Linked DNA regions of Homo sapiens: region 1 is linked to region 2. A link is a loop called in an ENCODE intact Hi-C map of the cell type or tissue named here. Cell type or tissue: PC-3. All regions are shown on one strand. Links, peaks and the distances in the headings refer to the core of each region. The heading gives the core; the rest is flanking DNA. Region 1 has its middle 76 kb from the start of LINC02411. Region 2 holds the start of LOC105370067 (a long non-coding RNA gene).

Region 1 (11,950 bases), core at 1,536-9,535, 72 kb after region 2:
CAGAGTCTCACTCTGTTGCCAGGCTGGAGTGCAGTGGCACTATCTCGGCTCACTGCAAACTCTGCCTCCCAGGTTCAAGCGATTCTCCTGCCTCAGCCTCCTGAGTAGCTGAAACTACAGGCACCTGACACCACGCCAGGCTAATTTTTGTATTTTTAGTAGAGATGAGGTTTCACCATGTTGTCCAGGATGGTCTCGATCTTTTGGCCTCATGATCCGCCCACCTCGGCCTCCCAAGGTGCTGGGATTACAGGCGTGAGCCACTGCACCTGGCCACCAGTTTTCTTTATAGAAAGGTGACTACATTTTTGCAAAAATAAACTTGATGTTCAAATAATGAAAATAGATTCTATTATAAAATTTTTATTTAAAAATTGGCATTAAAGTTTAACTTGTACATCTGCTTAATTTCCATAAAATGAAACATGACCCCATTTTAGGGAGATCCTTCACGGAGGAGCCTTGAGGAGGTCGGCTAAGTGACCCTTCATCCATGTGCATGGAGTTTAGCTGGCCTGTGGGTGAAAGTAACTATGCACTTCCAGTAAGATAGTGAAGTTTGAAGCCCTTTTCTCTCCGGATCACTCTGGATAGTCAGAGGCCCAAGCCTTGCCTGGACTCTTCAAGAGTGATGACAATTCTCAGCATAGCGATTGAAAGGGTCAACTGCTGACATGTGGTTTGTGGCATCCCAATGTGTCATTTCATTTTATTTGCACCTGGAGACTTTGCCCCTGTGTGTTGACCCAGTGACACTTCATCCCACGATCTGAAAGCTTAACTGAACACCTTTGAACTCAGGAAAAGGGGGAATACTTGTCGAATTTATAAAGATAATGTTCCTTTTTGTTGTTATAGAGATCTATATTTACAAAGGGCCTTGTGCTCTTTCATTTTTGATGGTGAGGTCTGAATGTTGAAGGTACAAATCTTTGTCTTGACCTTTCAGCAGCATTAAACAGGGTTTGATTATCCCTTTATTCTTCAAACCCCTTCTTCACTTGGCACCTGAATACCACTCTGTTTAGTATTGTCCTGCCTTGTTAATGCCACATCTCCATTCCTGTTTCTAGTTCTTCCTCTTTCAGCCTGAAGCCTGCTTTTCCTTCACTATTAATGGCTAATTCCTCTCTTCATTCAAGTCACAGCCCAGGTGTCATCTTCATAGGAAGGTCTTCCCAGCCATCTTTCTAATGTTCCCATGCTCTGGGGCAGGCTCCTTTGAAGGATGCATTTAGGGCCCAGAGGGGACCATCCATAGACTGACTCTGCATGGTGGATAGCATCCACCCACAGGGGACAGAGGCTCACCCACAGGCTGTGAGTCTGCATTCTTGAGACTGCAAGTATCTCTGAGTTTCTTTATATCCGGTCTATTGAGAAATTTGAGGCTATGTGTATCAATTCAACATCCGTTTTGTTTGAATGCTTCCATAGTGTCTTCAATCATGATACAGTAAAACTTTATGTTAAATACTTTACAAATGTAAAGTAAACCCACATAGCAAAAAAAGTGTTCATTTTTCTATGTTGGATGAGTGCTTGCAGATGACTGCCAGGGCTTTAAACCCACTTGAGTCACTTAGGGTCAGTTTCATGGGTCATAAGCTGATGCAAAAGTTAGTACCTTATTCCCCAGGAACTATGAAGACATAAACACCTGATTGAAGATTTTTGAAATTTTTTGTTGGTTTTTCAGTTTAGTTTTGTCTCATTCTATTTCAAAATAAATCTCACCTGCTATGTGAGCTATTGGATAAAAGTTCACATGACAATGACAATATAACATCATATTCTGTGGGGTAAGAGGAACTGGTTTCATTTGTGTTATTTCAAAAGTTCTCTAAGACAAAAATTTGCATAAAAGTAGTTTTCTAGGGAAGTGGGGAAGTAACATAGGGAAGTCCATGGAAGTGTGTTAATGGTTAGGTTAACACCAGGCAGCTGGGCACTAATCTTGCTTCAGGCCTCACAGAGACTATAGGATATACCTCAGAATTTTCTCTACAGTGGCAAAAAAGCTGTTATTTCAAATCATCTGCTGAGCTTAAAATAACATGGAAATGTGTGCAGTTTGCACTGGTGACAAAGACACTGGCCTATGATTACACAACAATACAAACCTAATAGTATGAGCAGTAGACTGCTAATCATACTGTAATCATAATTGAAGAGAATGCTGAATGAAAGTAAAAACTTATTTAATGAAAGTGAAAACTGTGACTCCTTCCCTTTTGTCAACTAAAGTCCACAGAACTAAATTCCATCCACAGATCCCAGATTAAGGAACCCAGAAGAAAGAGGAGACAGACAAATGGCAGAAACACAGACAGGTGAACGCATATATTGTGCCAGGAGGTAGAAGCTAAGGAGGTCAAGCTAAGAGTGAAGATGAACTAACCAGGAAATAACCACAATTTTATAAATCCAGGAGGGACTCTCTGAGAAGATGTTATGTGGGCAAAGACCTGAATAAAAGGAAGAAGGGGCAGGAAAAACAGCAAGCACAAAATATTGGGATCAGGATAGAGGGTAAAAGTTAGGAGTAGGTAGAGCCTAAAAAATCAAGAAAATTGTACCCAATCTCAGAGTGGTTGTAAGACCCAAGTCATAGACAAGAGATCAATACTGAGAGAATATAAAATATAACAAGTAAACAAAGGTTTGAATTAAATGTCACCTCGGGGTCAAATGATTGCATGGCTCGGAATTGTAATCACCAGGTTTGGCTTCCAGTAAACTAGGATCCATAGATCATTTTGGATAGACTTTTTTAAACAGGGAAGGTGATCGTGAAGGTTGATTCTCCAGCTAGGACACACTGGGAGTGGCAGCTATTGTTTTGCTCATAAAACGTACATTCTCAGCCAGGTGCAGTGGCTCATGCCTGTAATCCCAGGACTTTGGGAGGTGGAGGCGGGCAGATCACATGAGGTCAGGAGTTTGGGACCAGCCTGGCCAACATGGTGAAACTCTGTCTCTACTAAAAATAGAAAAATTAGCTGGGTGTGGTGGTGCATGCCTGTAAAGTGCCAGCTACTCAGGAGGCTGAGGCAGGAGAATTGCTTGAGCCCAGGAGGTGGAGGTTGCAGTGAGCCAAGAATGTGCCCCTGCACTCCAGCCTGGGTGAAAGAGCAAGACTCCATCTAAAACAAAAAGAGAGAGAAAGAAAGAAAAGAAAAAGAAAAACACATACATTCTCCCTTTTGTCCACTCTAGACCAATTTTCCCTTGGAGAACCATCTCCCCTTGACTCCCAAACTGTGAGCTTTGGGTGGGGCCGACGCCTGGTCCGTCCAATCCACACATTCTATTTCTGCGGCCGCCAAAGTCACTTCACAAGTGGCCACCTAATCACAAATGCTTCAGTGAGAATTTTCCCAGGACTTGTCTTGAAACTACAGAGCTTTTAAATGCCATCCTGCCTCTACTAAAGAAGAGTGTTTTTGAGAAGGAAATCAACACAAGAGATGGTACAGTAGAGGGAAAAGATGGAGAGGAACAGTCTTCTGATGACTTGCTTTAGGTCCCTGGAGGTACCCCTGGACTTTTCCTGTATAAGATTCCATGGCTTCCTTTTCTTTTTTTTTTCACTTAAATATTACATTTTTAAAATGCAAATTTTTGTCATTTGGAACTAACAATGTCCTGCCTTGTTGAGGATTCAGGAAGATGAAAAAACATGTTATTGAAATGAAGATAATAGACCAGAAGGGTCTATATCTATATTTAAGTCCCTACCGCAGAAGGGACTTAAAAGTTCTCAGAAAGCAACCCCTTTATTTTTCCCATGAGAAAATCTGAGAGCCAAAAGTGACTTTCTTAAGGTCAAACAGGCAGTAGGAGGAGGCCTTCTGATTTCCAGGAAAGAGACAGCTCTGTCTTAAGACTTCATACGATGTGGCGCTGGCTGTTGCCAGCCTAGTCAGACAAGAAAACAGAAGGACTCACTGTGCATTAAAGACAGCCACCAGTGTGTCGTGGACTGGGAGAATAAATAGCAGAAAACATGTGCTGGAAACTAGGGTCAGCAGCTGCTGGTGTGTGTGTGTGTGAGAGAGAGATTTCCCCCATCTTCAATCTGTCTGGTGTATTTATGACATTGAGGGGCCCTCCAAGTTTGACAGTCACCATCACTAAAGCTTCTTGAGCCCCTGAGGTCATAGGAAGGGAAGGCCAATTCTACACACACAGTTATTGACGGAGCGGGGCAGCACGGAGCACCTAAAGCACTAATACCTTAGTGACTAGGGAGGCTGCTCTGCAGAGGGGAGAACGGGACAGATACGGTCACTGAGGCTAAATTCTAATGACCTCCATTATTCTTCTCTTTTAAAAAATATTTAAATATTTATTTTTATTTGTTAAACTCTTTACCTCTAAGAACAATATTCTGTTCTGTTATTAAAACGTTCTCATGAATACCAGCTATCTTAGCATCATGACTCAATAATGGATTACGATCTATAGTTGGAAAAAAAGATCTGCTTTACAAGAATTTGGCATTTAAGTGAAGTCCTGCAGGTGAGGAGATGAAGAGTGTAGGGCAAACAGCACTCAAGGCTGTGGGGTCCGTGTCGGTGTGGGTCTATAATGGGAAAGAGCCTGTTGTGTTTCAGGACCTAGAGAAAGGCCAGTGGGGCTCCTATGCATTGAATGTTTGGGAAATTTTTACAAAATAAGATTAGGGATGTACACAGATGGCCAATCATGTGGGGCTTCCCAGGACCATAGAGAGAGTTTAGATTTTCTTCCAACAACAGTGGGAAGTCACTGGAGGGTTTTTAACAGGTGAGTGACATTATCTCACTTTTGTACATTAAAAAAATATCAAACTGGAAGTCTGGGTGCTGTGTGGGGAGTGGGAGGAGGGATTGCAAGACTGGACGGAGAGAGGCTACTTTGCAGGCTGCCATCAGATTCAGGTGAGGGTGCTGGTGGCTGGGAACAGGTGGTGACAGAGGAAGTGCTAAGGTCATGTTGAAGGGCAGCCCACAGCCCCTGAGTTGGTTTTTCTGTGTGGCCTGAATTGACCTGAGTGAAGTATTAGGGAATTCTGGGTGCCAAAGGCTTGGTGGTCAGTTGCATTTATTGTTAGTTACGATTCCTTTGAAAGATGCTTTTAGCCAACAGGAAATGTAGCCCTTAGAACGTTTCCAGGAATAAATCATTTTCTATAAACTATAAACAGGAGCACCACTGCTGAAGATAGACTTGGCATCCTGTCGTGACGTGCTGCTCTCAATGCGGAGATGAATAACGCCTGTTTGCTAGCAGGCAGGATGTTGACTCAGCTGCCAAGTGGTTTTGAGGTTGATCTGCTTTATTAATGGAAACCGGTGCTTCTCTGGGCCTAACTAGCTCCATGGCGCCCCTGCTGGGCTGCTTCAGAGGGTTGTGTCCACGTGTCCTCTGTTGCCCTCTCACATTCTGCAGCGTAAGGTACGGGTTTCACTGTGGAGTTTGTGTTTCTGTTTTTGTTTTCATGGCATCACCAGCAGGAGAAACTTGTGTTTGTTTCTGCTCTATTGTGGAGAGAAGATGGGAAACGGGCAAGCAGTCCCCTCCATGGAAATGGATGTCAGGTCAGCCTACTCCTTGGGATGCTGTGCGGAGCTTTTTGAACCTTTCAGGGACACTGAGTCACCCTGTGACATCACCTAAAGGACCCAGGGGAAGCACAGATATGACAGGAGGGCTTGGCGACTGACCTGGGAGACAACTCTACCTCTCATCCCTTTACTGACTTGCTGTATGGGGTTAGCTCCCTGCTAAGCCTCTCCATTTTAGTTACCTCTGTTGAAAGGCCAGGTTCAACTAATTTTGGCCTTAGTGACTGATATGGTTTGGCTGCGTCCCCACCCAAATCTCATCTTGAATTGTAGTTCCCATAATTTCCACGTGTTGTGGGAGGGAGCCAGTGGGAGGTAATTGAATCATGGGGGCGGTTACCTCCATGTTGCTGTTCGCGTGATAGTGAGTGAGTTCTCATGAGATCTGACGGTTTTATAAGGGGCTTTCCCCCCTATTTTGCTCCGCACTTCTCTTTTCTGCCGTCATGTGAAGGACGTGTTTGCTTTCCCTTCCACCATGATTGTAAGTTTCCTGAGGCCTCCCCAGCCATGCAGAACTGTGAGTCCATTAAACCTCTTTCTTTATAAGTTACCCAGTTTTGGACCACTCCTTTATAGCAGCATGAGAATGGACTAATCAATGACTATTCAGCTCTTTCAAATATAAGCAGTGTTCTATTAGCTCTTGATTTAGAACATCCAGTGTGCGAGGAGAAAAATAAAAGATTGAACCATCTTGAAAGCATGTGTAAACACAGGGAGAGGCAGGGAATTGTAGCAACATTTAATCTACCGTGAGAATCTATTGTTAGCTTTTCTTACACCCCTCAATAAGCTTATACACAGGGTTTTATTGACCAGAGTATGTTACTAAATTGCTGAAATATAACTTATTTAACCAATTATTTTTGTGAGTTAAAAAACTTTCTCAATTTTTGATATTAAGCAGAGTTTCAATAAATCTTTTCATATGTCTTTGTCCACCTGTCTTATTTCCCTGGATTACTTATTAACATTGAATGATTAGTTTAATTTTTGTAAATAATTTTAGAGACTTGCCATACATTGACAAAATATTTTTGCTGGAAATTTGAGCCAATTTATGTTCTCACTGGTGGTGTAGAAAATGCTTATACATACTGAAAGTGGGTAGTACCAATTTATTTATTTTAATACTTGCTAATTTGGCAAGTAAAATATTATCTTGTTTTTATTTATATTTCTTTATCACTTGTAAGGTAGAATTTTTGTTCTTATTGATTCCTGATGTTTATTCTTTTGAAAAATAGGACATACATAGTTGAAACATTTTGAAATTTTTAGCAACAGTAGGTGCATTAAGGCTACGTAACTAACAATTCTCCAATCTTTTCCTCAATAATTCATTCAAGAAATATTTTTTGAAAACCTATTTATACCGGGCATGACTTTAGGAACTGGGAATTTTACAAGGACCAAAACAACAACATCTCCGTCTTCATGGGACTTAGATTCTTTAGAGGCAGCCACAAAATAAAATACATACGTAATGTAAGTAGTATGTTAGATCATGAAAAGTGCTAAAAAGAAAAAATAACATGAAGCCAGGAATGGATAGCATATAAATGGGTAAGATAAATGTTTGTAATTTAGAGAGAGTCCAAGGAAATTCTCTCTGGAAAGGTGGCATTTGAGTGAAGATGGAAGGAAGTGGGTGGATGAGCCCTGTGGAATATATATATATATATATATCTTTCCACCTCCTCATATATATATAAATACATATGTACATACACATATATATACATATATATATATACACACATATATATATAGATAGATAGATTGATTTTTTTTTTTTTTTTTTTTGAGACAGGGTCTCACCCTGTCACCCAAGCTGGAATGCAGTGGCGCGATCTCAGCTCACCGCAGCCTCCGCCTCCTAGACTCAAGCAATTCTTTTGCATCAGCCTCCGAGTAGCTGGAATTATAGCACACACATGCCACTGCCACCCGGCTAATTTTTGTATTTTTTGTAGAGACATGGTTTCGCTACGTTGGCCAGGCTTGTCTTGAACTCCTGACCTCAAATGATCCACCCACCTTCCCAAAGTGCTGGCATTACAGGCGTGAGCCACCGTGCCCAGCTTCTTGAATAATAAATAACCTCTCATTTTTCCTCCCACCTTCCTCGCAGTAATAGTTCTTGGCACATTGCATTTTATATGAACCCCAGACTCATTTTAAACACCATCTGATATAATAACCTATGCAATTTTCTCTTCGAATAGCAATGAAAAAATAATGATTACAATAGTGGATAATGTCATTATCCTGTAGCATCCATGCCATGGTGTAGAAGACTGAGTGCAGCCGATAGAAAGGAGTGAGGGTGGGTTTCCCCCCACGCCACTGAGAAGAACTGGTGGGGGAGGACGTCTGCTTGGCCCTTACGCTGACATTTTGATGGATAAAAGGGCAACGTCTCCCCTTCCCTTGGTACATTCACTGTCGTCTCAGCAAAATTTAGAGCTATTGTGACCAGGGATTCTCAGTCTCAGCACTATTGATATTTGCGGGGCCGGGGGTGGGGATATTTGTGGTGAGGGAGTTCTGTCGGTTTTGGGATGTTTAGTGGTGTCCCTGCATTCTGCCCATTAGGTGCCATTCCCCTGCCCTGAAAACTGACAACCAACAATGTCTCAAGACACTGCCGATGTGCCCTGGGCTGGAAGCCTTGGTCTAGAATAAGCAGATCAAGATCTGCTGTAACCCCATTAGGAAGGAACACAGTGAACACTTTCGAAACCAATAGTCTTGGCTTCCATGCCTAGGGCCCTGCAGAAAGGGCTCCTGTTTCCTGCTCACTTTGCCCACAAAGTCACTGAGTCTTTTTCTTTGCAAGGTCTGGGCCCTGCTTATTTTTGAGCAATGATGTCATTCTCAGGGTGGGGGCTAACTTAGAGTTTAGTAGCTTTACTATTTTCTTTTCTTTACTCATATTGTTTTTAACCCCCTGTGGACCTTAGAACCTGACATTTATATGGGTCTTGCAAAAGTCATAATGGAGTTTTCATCCCATGTAGGGTCAGGGAAGGGTGCACTGGGGGTTTGGGGTGGCTACAGCAGAGGAGCACCCTGGGCAGGCAACTCCCAAGAGGAAGAGAAACTGAAGACCATGGATGTCCCCCCACCTGCTGAAGCTTGAGAGTTCTCGCCCACTGAGTGACCCAGCCAATATCCACCTGAACACGCACCGGGAGGTGCTAATATGATGCCATAGATTGTGCTTTATACAGATGCACCGTGATCAAGATGGTGCTGTTCCCATCGTAGATGGTGTAGCTTTGAGTGTCTAGCAAAGCAGCTTAGTAGCAGGTGGCAAGACAGTGTCCTGTCCTCGTCATATCAGCAGATGATTTGCTTGCTAACAGATGGGCGTAAAGTATTTTGAGAAAGGGGTGCCTTTGTCTAATTCATAGTTGTAATAGACAGGGTAGTAATGGCCACACGGTCACTGAATGTATTGCTTCCTGAGCTACTCCGGAGCAGTAATTCATTCCATTATATTTCTAAAATGTTGACTGAGCCCCCATGACATGCCTGAGGCATAAAAGGAACAAAGAATATGATCCCTGCTGCGTGGGACTTGCATGGTTATAGGAGAGGTAGAAGATCGGCAACCAGGGATACACTGGATTCTGTGTTTGCAGTTGTAATAAGCGTTGCCAAGGAAGAGTCCAAGTCTACGTGAGAATGCAAAAAAGAGGGAGGCTCAACATGGTGTTCCAGAATGAACAGGTCAGGTGAGTGGAGTCTGCTGGAGAAAGCCATGAAATTTAGACTGAGGAGAGTGGACTTTTACCTTATAGTCTAGAGTCTCCAATGTGGAAGACATATAGCCTTAATGGCATGATGATTTCAGGCTCTCCATTTAACAGTGGGCATAACACAAAACCAGACAGTAAGAGAGTGACCTGTACTCAGTTCTCTTTAAATCTTTGAGACTAGTTCAAGAAGAAAATATGAGGTTGGTGTTGCTATACCTTTGTTACCTTTTTACACTTGATAACCTTGCTCTATCCCCTCCCTACAAGGTACGGGTGTTCATTATACATTATTTAACTTTTTATTTTGAAATAATTATAGATTCAGAGGAAAATACAAAAAAAAATGTATCGTATACCGTTCGTCCAGGCTCCCAGTGGTAACACCTTGTTTAATGTCAGGAAAAGAAAATTGACATGGTACAATCCACAGAGCCCGGTCAGATTTCACCAGTTTTATAAGTATTAGGTTGGTGCAAAGGTAATTGCAGTTTTTGCCATTAAAATAATGTCAAAACACGCAATTACCTTTGCACCAACTTAATACTTGTGTGTAATCCTTGTCCTTGTGTGTGTGTGCTTGTGTCTAGTTCTAGGCGATTTTGTCACATGTTTAACCCCCATCCTTTCATCTACTTCTATGAGAGTCCATCTTTTCTGCCATCATGGACTTCCACTTTCTATCTGATCAATTTTTGATCTCTGTTAGCAAGCAGGTAAGTACCAGGGAGGCAAAAGTCAGGGTCTGTTCTATATCATCTATGTCAATAAGTGTTTGGGGGATTTTTTGTTTAGGACACCAATCAGTTGACCTCCCTGCCTAAGGTTGTATCTGCAGAGATGAGAAGAACACTTGGCTTTGGGCTGACTTGGCTCCACTCATTTTTCCCACAAGTATTTATTGAGCATCTACTAACTCCGGGCCTTGTGCCCAACACTCTGGATCCCACACTAAGGGAGGTAGGCCAGTCCTCCATGCTCATAGAGTTCACAATGTAGAGTGAGAGAGAGGCAATTGACCAGAAAATAAGCTAGATCATCTCAGAGACTGAGAAAAGATGTGATGGCAATAGCACAGCATGGGAAGGTAGAGACTCACTTGAGGTGGAGTCGGCTTCACAGCAGGCAGGTGGGGGAGTGAAGGGAGGATCCTGCTGGGGGACATGCGGACAGAGACCTGGATGATGCCTAGCCTCCAGCCAAGGAGGGAGGAGCGTGGAGGGCTGGGCCACTGACCAAAGCTCCTCATCTGCAGAACCTTCAGGGAAAGTGGAGCCTGGATTCTGTGTCCTGAAGCCACTTGGACCTTCTCATGGACAGGACTCTTTGCAGATGGTTGATTTCATCTGTGGGCTGGATCCATCATCCCTCCTTTCTCTTTAGATAGCAAGCTTCCAACCTGTCTTCCTGTGACTTCCTCACCTCTCTGGCATTGGCATCAAAGGCTGTTGCAGGAGTGTGGACCGGCCAGGTGACGCAGAATCAGCTTGGATTTTTCCGTCTGCTCTGCCATCTGTAACTCAGTAACTCAGCAGCCAGGGCTGTTTTATCCTCCCCTCAAGAGAGGTGACCAGTAAATTTAGAGTTGAGAAATGTGTCAGAAGTCTTTGAAATTGGTGGAAGGAACCACGAAGTCTATCCTGAGGCAAAACTGACAGTCAGACAAAGACCATGACTTACGTTTTTACAAAAGAACTAAATTGGCCGGGCGTGGTGGCTCATGCCTGTAATCCTAGCAGTTTGGGAGGCTGAGGTGGGTGGATCATGAGGTCAGGAGATCGAGACCAACCTGGCTAACACAGTGAAATCCCGTCTCTACTAAAAAATACAAAAAAAATTAGCCGGGCCTGATGGCGGGTGCCTGTAGTCCCAGCTACTCGAGAGGCTGAGGCAGGAGAATGGCATGAACCCAGGAGGCAGAGCTTGCAGTGAGCCGAGATCATGCCACTGTACTCCAGCCTGGGTGACAGAGCGAGACTCCCTCTCAAAAAAAAAAAGAAGAAGAACTGAATCAACCAGGTAGAGCCTGGTTTGAGGTGACTTCTCTTGATTTGAATTCGTTGGCACACATGGCCACGTATTATTTGGATTCAGAAGGAGAAACTGCGGGTACCTGCACTATAACTACTAAACAAGAAAAAAACTTCATTTTCCAGGCAACCTACAGAATGGGAGAAAATTTTTGCAATCTACCCATCTGACAAAGGGCTAATATCCAGAATCTACAAAGAACTTAAACAAATTTACAAGAAAAAATCAACCCCATCAAAAAGTGGGCAAAGGATATGAACAGACACTTCTCAAAAGAAGACATTTATGCAGCCAACAGACACATGAAAAAATGCTCATCATCACTGGCCATCAGAGAAATGCAAATCAAAACCACAACGAGATACCATCTCACGCCAGCTAGAATGGCGATCATTAAAAAGTCAGGAAACAACAGGTGCTGGAGAGGATGTGGAGAAACAGGAACACTTTTACACTGTTGGTGGGAGTGTAAACTAGTTCAACCATTATGGAAGACAGTGTGGTGATTCCTCAAGGATCTAGAACTAGAAATACCATTTG
Region 2 (11,950 bases), core at 2,573-10,572:
ACTTGCATTGCTTATCCCCACCGCTAATGTATGTGGACATAGTCATGTACCCCATGCATGCTCACTCTATCACAACCCTTTCACGTGGACCCCTCAGGGTTGTAAGCTTTTAAAAGGGCCAGGAATTCTTTCTTCAGGGAGCTCAGTTCTTGAGATGCAAGTCTGCCAACCTCCCGGCTGAATAAAGCCTCTTCCTTCTTTAACCTGGTGTCTGAGGGGTTTTGTCTGCAGCTCATCCTGTTACATTTCTTGGTTTCCTGACTGAGAAGTGAGGTGGTTGATGGACGGTCGAGGTAGCCCCTTAGGTGGCTTAAGCCTGCCCTGCAGAGCATCCCTGCGGAGGACTCTGGCTAGCTTGAGTGACGCAGATCCTAAGAGTGCTCCCGGGTAGCCATCTGCCCTGGTGGAATGCCTCGTCAGAGCGGTGCATGGCAGACCCTGCGAGGATCAACACAGTGGCTGAACACCAGGAAGGAACCAGTGTTTGGAGTCTGGACATCTGGAATATGGTAGGACCGGTCCTGGGAACTTGCCCCCTCCATTTGAGTGGAAGCATGGCCTGATCACCCACGGTGTGCCCTTATTGACACTTTGGTCTCAGTTTTGATTTTGATTTGGCTTGGCTTGTTTGAAGAAAGGAGAGTGAAAGTGAGTGAATACTTGTGATTGACACAAATCTCCTCTTGTGGCGTGAGTGTTCTTTTCTTTCTTTTCTTGTCTTGGGAAGGAGATGGGTAAAACACAGAGTAAGCCCACTCCATTAGGAACTATGTTAAAGAATTTCAAAAAAGGTTTTAATGGAGATTATGGGGTTACTATGACTCCAGGAAAACTTAGGACCTTGTGTGAGATAGATTGGCCAGCATTAGAAGTGGGTTGGCCGTCAGAAGGAAGCTTAGTCAGGTCCCTTGTTTCAAAGGTATGGCATAAGGTAACTGGTAAAGGACACCCAGACCAAGTTTCCATACATAGACACTTGGTTACAGCTGGTTTTAGACCCCTGACAGTGGTTAAGAGGACAGGCAGTAGTACTAGCGGCAAAGGGACAGACAGTCAAGGAAGACTCCCGCTCCACCCACCGAGAGGAGTTGGCTCTTAAAGTCCTGTCCGACCCAACATCAGAGGATTAATGGCAAGAAACAGCACCAGTGGCCCGCACTGTTACCAAGAAGGAAGGCCTCCCACTCCTGAGCCCACTGCGCCCAAGCTTCCACAAGGCCTACATACCCCTAGGCCACCCAGAGTAGAAAAGAAAGGATGTGAGACCTTGGGAGAAACCCTTCCCTTGGCAGCCTGTTTGAGGCCTAGAACTGGCATACAAATGCCCCTGAGAGAGCAATGGTATACTGGGGTAGACGAGGACGGGCATATGGTGGTGCCTTCGTGTATCAACCCTTCACCTCTGCCGATCTCTTCAACTGGAAAAACAATACCCCATCCCATCAACCCTTCACCTCTGCCGATCTCCTCAATTGGAAAAACAATACCCCATCCTATACCAAAAAGCCTCAAGCTATGATTGATTTGCTCCCAACTATTATCCAGACCCACAACCCTACTTGGGCTATTGCCACCAGTTGCTCACGTACCTCTCTTTAACATGGATGAAAGGTGAAGGGTTCTCCAAGCAGCAACTCAGTGGCTAGAGGAACATGTTCCAGCTGATTACCAAAACCCCCAAGAGTATGTGAGGATCCAATTACGAGGAACAGACCTCCAGTGGGACCCAAATGAAAGACAGGTTATGCAAAGGCTAAACCGGTACAGGGAATCCCTCCTGGAAGGGTTAAAGAGGGGATCTCAGAAGGCCACAAACATTAACAAGGTCTCTGAGGTCATTCAAGGGAAAGGTGAGAGCCCGGCACAATTCTATTAGAGACTATGTGAGGCCTATCTTATGTATACCTGCTTTGACCCTGAAAGCCCTGAAAATCAGCACATGATTAACATGGCTTTAGTTAGTCAAAGTGCAGAAGACCTTAGAAGAAAACTACAGAAACAGGCTGAGTTTGCAGGCATGAATACTTCATAGTTATTGGAGATAGCCAACCAGGTGTTTGTGAAAAGAGATGCAGTAAGCCACAGAACCGCAGCGAGAGTGAACGCTAAGTCCGGTGAAACGCCGAACTGCTAGCCGCAGCTATTAAAGGGGTGCCCCCGAAGGGCGAGAGAAGGGGGGGCCCGGGAAAAATACCAGTCTGGCCGTCCATGCTTGCAGAGTAACCAGTGTGCTTACTGTAAGGAAATAGGACATTGGAAGGCAAGTGCCCCCAGCTGAAAGGGAAACAGGGTGACTCTGAGCAGGAGGCCTCAGACAAGGATGAAGGGGCCTTGTTCAATCTGGCAGAAGGGTTACTGGACTGAGGGGGATCAGACTCATGTGCCCCAAAGAGCCCATGGTCAGGATGACAGTCGGGGGGCAAGGACATTGAGTTTCTTGTTGATACTGGTGCTGAACATTCAGTAGTAACCACCCCACTCACACCCTTATCCAAAAAGACTATTGATATAATCGGAGCCACAGGGGTTTTGGCAAAGCAAGCTTTCTGTTTGCCCTGGACCTGCACTGTAGCGGGGCATGAGGTAATTTACGAGTTCCTGTACATGCCTGAGTGCCCCTTGTCTTTACTGGAAGGGACCTACTTAGCAAGCTGAGAGCCACTATCTATTTTACAAAGCATGGCTCTTTACAGCTAAATTTACCTGGAACGGGAGTCATCATGGCCCTTATGGTTCCTCTGGAAGAGGAATGGAGACTCTTCTTAACTGAGCCAGGCCAATAGATAGGACCAGCCCTGGCTAAGTAGTGGCCAAAGGTGTGGGCGGAAGACAACCCTCTAGGGCTGGCTGTCAACCAGGCCCCAGTACTCATAGAAGTTAAGCCTGGGTCCCAGCCAGTCAGGCAAAAGCAGTACCCAGTTCCCAGAGAAGCCCTTGAAGGCGTCCAGGTCCATCTCAAGGGCCTGAGGGCCTTTGGAATTATAGTCCCTTGTCAGTCTCCATGGAACGCTCCCCTCCTACCTGTTCCCAAGCCAGGGACCAAGGACTACAGGCTGGTACAGGGTTTCTGCATGGTCAACCAAGCTACAGTGACTTTGCACCCAACAGTACCTAACCCGTACATGTTGTTGGGTTTGCTGCCAGCCGAAGACAGCCGGTCCACCTGCTTGGACTTGAAAGATGCTTTCTTTAGCATCAGACTAGCCCCTGAGAGCCAAAAACTGTTTGCCTTTCAGTGGGAGGATCCGGGGTCAGGTGTCACCACTCAGTACACTTGGACCTGACTCCGCCAAGGGTTCAAGAACTCCCTCACCATCTTTGGGGAGGCACTGGCTCAAGACCTCCAGAAGTTTCCCAGCAGAGACCTAGGCTGCGTGCTGCTCCAGTACATCGATGACCCCCTGCTGGGACACCCCACGGCATTCGGGTGTGCCAAGGGAACAGATACCCTGCTCTGGCACCTGGAGGACTGTGGGTATAAGGTGTCCAAGAAGAAAGCTCAGATCTGCAAACAGCAAGTATGTTACCTGGGATTTACTATCTGACAGGGAGAGTGCAGCCTGGGATCAGAAAGAAAGCAAGTCATTTGCAACCTGCTGGAGCCTAAGACCAGAAGGCAGGTGAAAGAATTCTTAGGAGCTGTAGGGTTCTGCAGGTTGTGGATCCCAAACTTTGCAGTATTGGCTAAGGGCCTATACGGAGTCACAAAGCGGGGAGACAAGGAACCTTTCAAATGGGGGTCCTGACAGCAGTGAGCTTTTCATGAGTTAAAAGAAAATCTCATGTTGGTCCCAGCCCTGCGGCTACCTGACCTGACGAAACCTTTTACACTGTATGTGTCAAAGAGAGAAAAAATGGTGTTTGGAGTTTTGACCCAGACTGTGGGGCCCTGGTCGAGGCCAGTGGCCTACCACTCCAAACAACTAGACGGGGTTTCTAAGCATTGGCCTGCATCTTTAAGGACCTTGGCAGCAACAACCCAGCTAGCACAAGAAGCGGATAAGCTAACTCTTGGGCAAAACCTAACTATAAAGGCCCCCCATGCTGTGGTGACTTTAATGAATACCAAAGGACATCAATGGCTAACGAATGCTAGACCAACTAGATACCAAAGCTTGCTCTGTGAGAATCCCCACATAACCATTGAAGTTTGCAACACCCTGAACCCTGCCACCTTGCTCCCGGTATCAGAGAGCCCAGTTGAACATAACTGTGTAGAGGTGATGGACTTAGTTTATTCTAGCAGGCCTGACATCCGAGACCATCCTTGGACATAAGTAGACTGGGAGCTGTACATGGACAGGAGCAGCTTCGTCAACCCATAAGGAGAGAGGTGTGTGGCATATGCAGCGGTAACCCTAGACACTGTCACTGAAGCCAAATCGTTACCCCAGGGCACTTCAGCCCAGAAGGCCGAACTCATTGCTTTAATTCAGGCCTTAGAGCTAAGTGAAGGTAAGACTGTAAACATTTACACTAACTCTCGGTATGCCTTTTTAACCCTCCAAATGCATGGGGCATTATACAAGGAAAAAGGCCTGTTGAACTCTGGGGGAAAAGACATAAAGTATCAGCAAGAGATCTTGCAATTATTAGAGGCAGTATGGGAGCCCCAAAGGGTGGCAGTCATGCACTGCAGAGGACACCAGTGAGCTTCCACCTCGATTGCCTTGGGGAACTCCCAAGCTGACTCAGAGGCTCGAAAGGCAGCATCCACCCCGTACTGGGTGTTAGTCACAGCCCCCCTGCTCCTTCAGTCACCTGACCTTGTGCCTACTTATTCTAAAGAAGAGAAGGACTTTCTCCAGGCAGAGGGAGGACAGGTTATAAAAGAGGGATGGATCCAGTTATTGGATGGAAGAATAGCTGTGTCACAGCTGCTAGGGGCTGCAATTGTACTGGCTTGCATAAGACCACCCACCTAGGCGAAGAGTCATTTGAAAAGTTGTTAGGCTGGTACTTCTACATCTCACATCTGTCAGCCCTTGCCAAAACAGTGGCGCAGCAGTGTGTCACCTGCTGGCAGCACAATGCTAGGCAAGGTCCAAAAGTCCTGCCCAGCATACAGGCTTGTGGAGCAGCCCCCTTTGAAGATCTCCAAGTAGACTTCACCAAGACGCCCAAATGTGGAGGTAACAAGTATTTGCTAGTTCTAGCGTGTACATACTCTGGGTGGGTGGAGGCCTATCCAACACGAACTGAGAAAGCTCATGAAGTAACCCATGTGCTTCTCTGTGATCTCATTCCTAGGTTTGGACTGCCCTTACCAATTGGCTCAGACAACGGGCCGGCATTTGTGGCTGACTTGGTACAGAAGACAGCAATGGTATAGGGGATCACATGGAAACTACATACCACCTATCGACCACAAAGTTCTGGAAAGGTGGACCGGATGAATCGGACTATCAAAAATAGTTTAGGGAAAGTGTGTCAAGAAACAGGATTAAAGTGGGTACAAGCTCTCCCTGTGGTATTGTTTAAGATTAGATGTACCCTTTCTAAAAGAACAGGATATTCCCCTTATGAAATATTATATCATAGCCCCCTCCCACACTACAGGGACTCCCAGGCACTCCGCAAGAGCTAGGTGAAATTGAGTTACAGTGATAGCTACAGGCTTTAGGGAAGATAACAACAAAAAATTTCAGCCTGGGTAAGTGAGAGGTGCCCCATCAGCTTACTCTCCCCAGTTCACCCTTTCTCCCCAGGTGATCGGGTGTGGATCAAGGATTCGAACGTAGCCCCCTTGCAGCCACGGTGGAAAGGACCCCAGACCGTCGTCTTGACCACTCCCACAGCCATAAAGGTAGAGGGAATCCCAGCCTGGATCCACCACAGCCACGTAAAACCTGCAGCACCTGAGACCTGGGAGGCGAGACCAAGCCCGTACAACGCCTGCAAAAAAGTAACTTTGAAGAAGACGACAAGCCCTGTTCCAGTCACACCCAGAAGCTAACTGGTCCACGCATGGCCAAAGCATGAGGAAACTCATCCTGGAACTCATTTTCCTTAAATTCTGGATTTGTACAGTAAGGACTTCAACTGACCTTCTTCAGACTGAGGACTGTTCCCAGTGTATGCATCAAGTTACTGAGGTAGGGCAAAAGGTTAAAACAGTCTTTCTGTTTTATAGTTATTATGAATACACAGGAACTCTAAAAGGAACTTGTTTATATAATGACACCCAGTATAAGGTATGCAGTCCAGAAGATGGACAACCTAGTATTCGTTATGATCCATCTGAACACCCCATGACCACAGTGTTTGAAATAAGGTTGAGGACTGGCAACTGGAGAAAAGCCAATAAGAGTAAAATAATAACTAGAACAGAAGAAAAGGGAGTCCCCAAACAAATTATCTTAAAAGTTGACACCTGTGCAGCAATCAACAGTAACCTGTATAGAAATAGAATAAGATGCGGCTCTCTAGATTGGGAAAGGAGCCATACAGTAGAAAATAAGTATGTTTGTCATGAATTAGGACTGTGTAATGATGAATGTAGTTACTGGTCCTGTGTCATTTAGGCCACCTGAAAAAAGGATGAGAAGGACCCTGTCTGCCTTCAAAAAGGAAAGAGTAACTCTTCCTGCACTAGTGGTCACTGTAATCCATTAGAACTAGTAATTACCAATCTCCTTGATCCCCGTTAGAAAACAGGAGAGTATGTAACTCTAGGAATAGATGGAACTGGACAGGATCCCTGAGTAAATATTTTAGTCCAAGGGGAGGTCCACAGGCGGTCTCCCAAACCAGTGTTTCAGACCTTTTATGAGGAGCTGAATCTGCCAGCACCAGAGCTTCCAAAAAAGGAAAAAAGAGACAAAGAACTTGTTTCTCCAGCTAGCAGAAAATGTAGTTCATTCCCTCAATGTTACTTCCTGTTATGTATGTCAGGGAACCACTACCGGAGACCAATGGCCTTGGGAAGCCTGAGAATTGGCACTTACTGATCCAGTTCCTGACACAATTCCAGTCCCAAAGGCCCAAACTAGCAACTTCTGGGTCTTGAAAACCTCGATTATTGGAGAATACTGCATAGGTAGAGAGGGGAAGGACTTCACCATCCCTGTGGGAAGGCTCAATTGCCTAGGACAAAAGCTATATAACAGCACGGCAGGGACAGTCACCTGGTGGGGTCTCAATTGCACTGAAAAGAGTCCATTCAGTAAATTTCTCAAGTTACAGACTGTTCGGGCCCATCCAGAATCTCATTGAGACTGGACGGCTCCCGCTGGACTATACTGGATATGTGGACATAGAGTCTACACCAAGTTACCTGACCAATGGGCAGGTATTTGTGTCATTGGCACCATTAAGCCATCTTTTTCCTACTGCCTGTAAAAAAAGGTGAGCTCCTAGGTTTCCCTGTGCATGCCTCCTGAGAAAAGAGGAGCATAGCTATAGGAAATTGGAAAGATGATGAGTGGCCCCCCAAAAGAATCATACAGTACTACAGGACTGTCACATGGGCACAAGACAGCTTGTGGGGATGCCAAACCCCCTTCTACATGCTCAACTGGATCATACGGTTACAGGCCATCTTAAAAATAATCACTAGTGAAACTGGCAGAGCTTTGACTCTTTTTTAGCCTGGCAGGAAACCCAAATGAGAAATGCCATCTATCAGAATAGATTGGCCTTAGACTGTTTGCTGGCAGCTGAAGGAGGAGTATGAAAAATTCAATTTGACCAATTGCTGTCAGCAAATAGATGATCAAAGACAAGTAGTCAAAAATATAGTTAGAGACATGACAAAGCTGTCACATGTGCCCATGCAGGTTTCACATGGGTTTGATCCTGGATCCCTGATTGGAAAATGATTTCCAGCTCTAGGAGGATTTAAAACTCTTATAATGGTAATAATAATAGTGTTAGGAACCTGCATGTTACTCCTCTGTATGTAACCCATATTTGTCCAGTTACTAAAAGGTTTTGTTACTACCTTAGTTCATCAAAAGACCTCAGCACAAGTGTATTACATGAATCACTATCGATCTGTCTCACAGGAAGATCTAGATAGTGAGGATGAGAGTGAGAACTCCCACTACTGAGTGAGGGTCTCAAAGGGGAGAATGAGGAGAGAGGCTATTTCTCCTACTGTCCCCTGTCTCCAAAGAGAAGGAGGAAGTAAAAGCTGAAAAACAACAGACTGATCGGTGCCACTGGCCAGGCCTGTAGGTTAAAGATTAACCCCCACCCTAATCGCTTGTGCTATCTATAGATCACAGACAATGGTATGGAGACATACTTGCATTGCTTATCCCCACCGCTAATACTAACATATGTGGACGTAGTCTCGTACCCCATGCTTGCTCAATCTATTACGACCCTGTCACCTGGACCCCTTAGGGTTGTGAGCCTTTAAAAGGGTCAGGAACTCTTCCTTCAGGGAGCTCCATTCTTGAGAAACAAGTCGCTGATACTCCTGGCTGAATAAAGCCTCTTCCTTCTTTAACCCAGTGTCTGAGGGGTTTTGTCTGTGGCTCGTCCTGCTACAATAATATATATATGTTATATCCTATTATATAATATATTTATATATTATATATTATATTATATATATTTTATATTATATAATATATTTATATATTTTATATTTATATATTATATTTATATATATATTTATATATTTTATATTTATATATTATATTTATATATATTTATATATTTATATATTATAATATATAATTATATATTATAATATATATTCATATATAATCTATTATATATGAATATATATTATAATATATAATTATATATTGTAAATATATAATATGTAATTCATGGTCTATTTCTTTAGTGCTCAGCAATAACATTCAGCACAATTTTACTCTCCTTATATGTTATATATAATATATAATTATATATAACATAGGATATAACATATATATTATTGTGTATATATATATATATAATATATATAATGCAAGCAATATATATAGGCACTTTTGTTAAGTATTAACTTGTACAGTCACAGGGTCCCACAATAGGCTGTCTGCAAGTTGAGGAGCAAGGAGAGCCAGTCTGAGTCCCAAAACTGAAGAACTTGGAGTCCAATGTTTGAGGGCAGAAAGCATCCAGCACAGGAGAAAGATGTAGGCTGGGAGGCTAGGAGATACATATATATGTGTATATATATGTATACACATTATACATATATATTATATATATAATATTATAATATACATATAATATATATTATATGTATAATATTATAATATAATATTATATATATATAAATTCTGTCCCTCTAGAGAACCTGACTAATACAACCAGCTTGCCAAATTATTCTGCTATGCTTGAAGGTGTGATGGCCTCTGGTAGGCAGCATTTTCGTGCCTTCCCTGCCCCAGTCTTGGTGGTTGTTAGTAGTCTCTTGCTGAGCCTTAACACTTAGAGTCCTTAGAGTGACTTACTCATGTGGTTTGCCTGGTACTGTCGTATTTTAGACTTGAAAATCCTGCATATGAAGAAACTCCTTAGTCCTCTGAAACCCGGTACAGTTTGTCACTCTAGCTGCAGACTCGCAAGGTGTCCAGAGAGCACTGCCATCTCCTAGATCATCATTAAAACAATATGTATTAAGTTCTTCTTGAGCCAGGCACATTTCTCAGCACCGGGGGGGACCTACGCACCAGAGATAAGAAAAAAGGAGAGTAAAATTGTGCTGAATGTTATTGCAGAGCACTGAAGAGAGAACTAGACCATGAACGGAGGACAGAAATGATGGAGAGTGGGGAGGAGCGGCCTCATGGAGAAAGCACCACTTGCCCAACGATCTGGAGGAGACGAGTGAATGAATCATGCCAGTATAGACAGGGTGGGTGGGGGTTCCAGGTAGATGAAAACACAATGCAGTTGGCAAGAGGCTGTACAGAAAATATTCCAAATAGGTTCTGAGAAAATGTGTCTAGTAGATGGTAATGTACTGTTCACTTAAAGGGTTAAGAGTAGGTTGTTCACTCGAGCAGTTCTCCACCTCATGACATTGATACTTGAGGACAAATAGATCTTTGCGCAGGGGCTGACCTGTGTATTGTAGTTTGTTTATCAGCACTCCCGGCCTCTACTCACTCGATGCCTGTTGCAGCCCCCCAGTTGTAACAATCAAAATTGTCTCCAGACATTGCTAAATGCCTGGGGCATGCCAAGTTGCCTCCAGTTGAGAACCAGTGACTTAAACCAATCAAATGCATGCTTAAGAGGGAAATCAAGTATTCTTTTCAACCCATACAGAAGTGATTGTAGAGAGATGTCTGGCAAGAAAAGTCCAGTCACACCAAGAAACATAAATGCTACAAGAATGACTCAAAAACAAATAAACAAACAAAACATCTAAGGCAATTCTACGGAAGCCATTCTACAGAAGTCTTTATGGGGGGAAAAAGGATTTAAAATAATTTACTTCAGCCAATAGAGAATGTGCTCTTCCTGAAGTTAAAGGACTTTTCTTCCAGAACTGAAGAGTCGCATCGGATTCATCAGCTCCAGAGGGAAGAGGTGGCTGTGATCCTGCTGGAGTCGGAGCAGCTCCAAAGGACACTCACAGAGAGAAGAAGGCTGAGACTGCGTGTATCGTCTCTGGATTATATACAGCATTTAGTTTTTAGAGCAATAAAAATATTAGCTATAATTTCCTGAGAACCTAAAATGTACCAATCCCTCTTCTAGGCACTTTCTGTACTTTATTTTTGTCTCATTACAAAAACTTTTTGGAGTTGACATTGTCATCATTCCCATTTAAATGCAAGGAAATTGAGATTCAGAGAAGTTAAGGTGTGTTGTAAAGATTAAATCAACCAATAAATGTGTGGTGCTTAGACTGGTACTTACCATGTAGGAGTTGCTCAGTGGACTTTTGTTAGGAAGCTCTTTTTCTCCTGCAAAGCAGGAACTTAGGGAAGGTGATCCATGCTCATGGCCTGTGGCAAGATCAATCTGAGACCCACTGGTCTAGAGAGAGCCTGTTCCTCTGCATATTCCCAAGTGCCACATGTACAACACTGGACACTCAGGGAACTCTTTAAATGTTGGGAATGAGTGGAAAGCCCTTTCACATTGCTTCTTTCAAGGTTCTAACTGGTGGTCTTCTTCCTCCCTTCTCTTCCCAAGGCAAACAAAGACTGGACTTACTCATTGAGTGCAAAACACACAACAAAGGCTGAAGGCACTTCAAGCACTCGTGGTCCAAAGATCGGGCAGAAAAATTCAGATGCATCCTCACAAAGTGAGTTGTTGGTTTTGTTTCTTTGCTTGCCACCAAGCTAAATAAAAGTGTTGTTGTCTTGGAATAAGAGGAGGGGATTATGCAGTGCAGACTCTCTGAGTCTCTGAGCCCCTCACTCTCTTATCACCATTGTCAGGGAGCTGGGAAGACTGTGGTTTGGCTGATGTCCTTCTCCTTATTCTCTGGGGAGACCCACCTCTCATTGACAGCCAACAGGATGCCCATATTTGGTTCCAAAACAGGGATGCCCACCTGGGTTCTGAGGCTCTGCTAAGCAGCCCCCTCCTCCATCATAGACAAGTTCAATGTTTCCAGGATACCCTGAAACCCAAAATTCAACAGTGTAGCTTTAGACATAAGGGATAATGGGATGTGAAGGGAAGAGACCCTTCAGGGATTCAAATAGTGTCATTGCACCTGACCACCAGGCTTCCCACTGAGCCTGCATAGAGATGCAGCCACAGTGACCTGCGTCTTTGACTTGAATCTGTATTAAAATATGGTGTCTGTTTTTGTAAACTTTTTACCGAATCCTGAAATATATGCAAAAAGTGAATTTATATTATAACATAGAGAAAAGTGCACATATGTGTACAGTGTGATGAATTTTCACAAACTGATACACTCAGAGCAAGAAATTGAATATTACTAGAACACCAGACTCATTCCTCATGACTATGTCTATTTATGACCCTCCCTCTTAGGGTAACATGGTACCGACTC

Evidence for each region. Hi-C counts contacts between places; a loop is a spot of excess contacts. Peaks named below come from ENCODE experiments on the same cell type or tissue, not always from the same donor. Only the 100,000 strongest peaks of a DNase experiment are listed, where the experiment ranks them.
Region 1: a loop joins it to region 2, with 18 times the contacts of the local background. A loop is called at or near these places in 2 of 110 quality-filtered maps.

What each region holds. Positions count from the first base shown.
Region 1 is chr12:127,554,588-127,566,537 of GRCh38, forward strand. No RefSeq gene overlaps it. Among named protein-coding and RNA genes, the nearest start is that of LINC02411, 76 kb to the right of the region's middle. RefSeq lists an enhancer at 4,698-5,897. In PC-3, for the core only: a CTCF peak has its summit at 5,387; a DNase peak (open chromatin) is centred at 5,294; H3K4me3 peaks cover 545 bases; H3K27ac peaks cover 1,921 bases.
Region 2 is chr12:127,481,052-127,493,001 of GRCh38, forward strand. LOC105370067 (a long non-coding RNA gene) reads left to right here and starts at 3,477. Exons shown (of 4, transcript XR_945528.4): 1 at 3,477-6,095; 2 at 11,113-11,227. In PC-3, for the core only: CTCF peaks have their summits at 4,617 and 4,816; DNase peaks (open chromatin) are centred at 4,740 and 6,170; H3K27ac peaks cover 3,081 bases.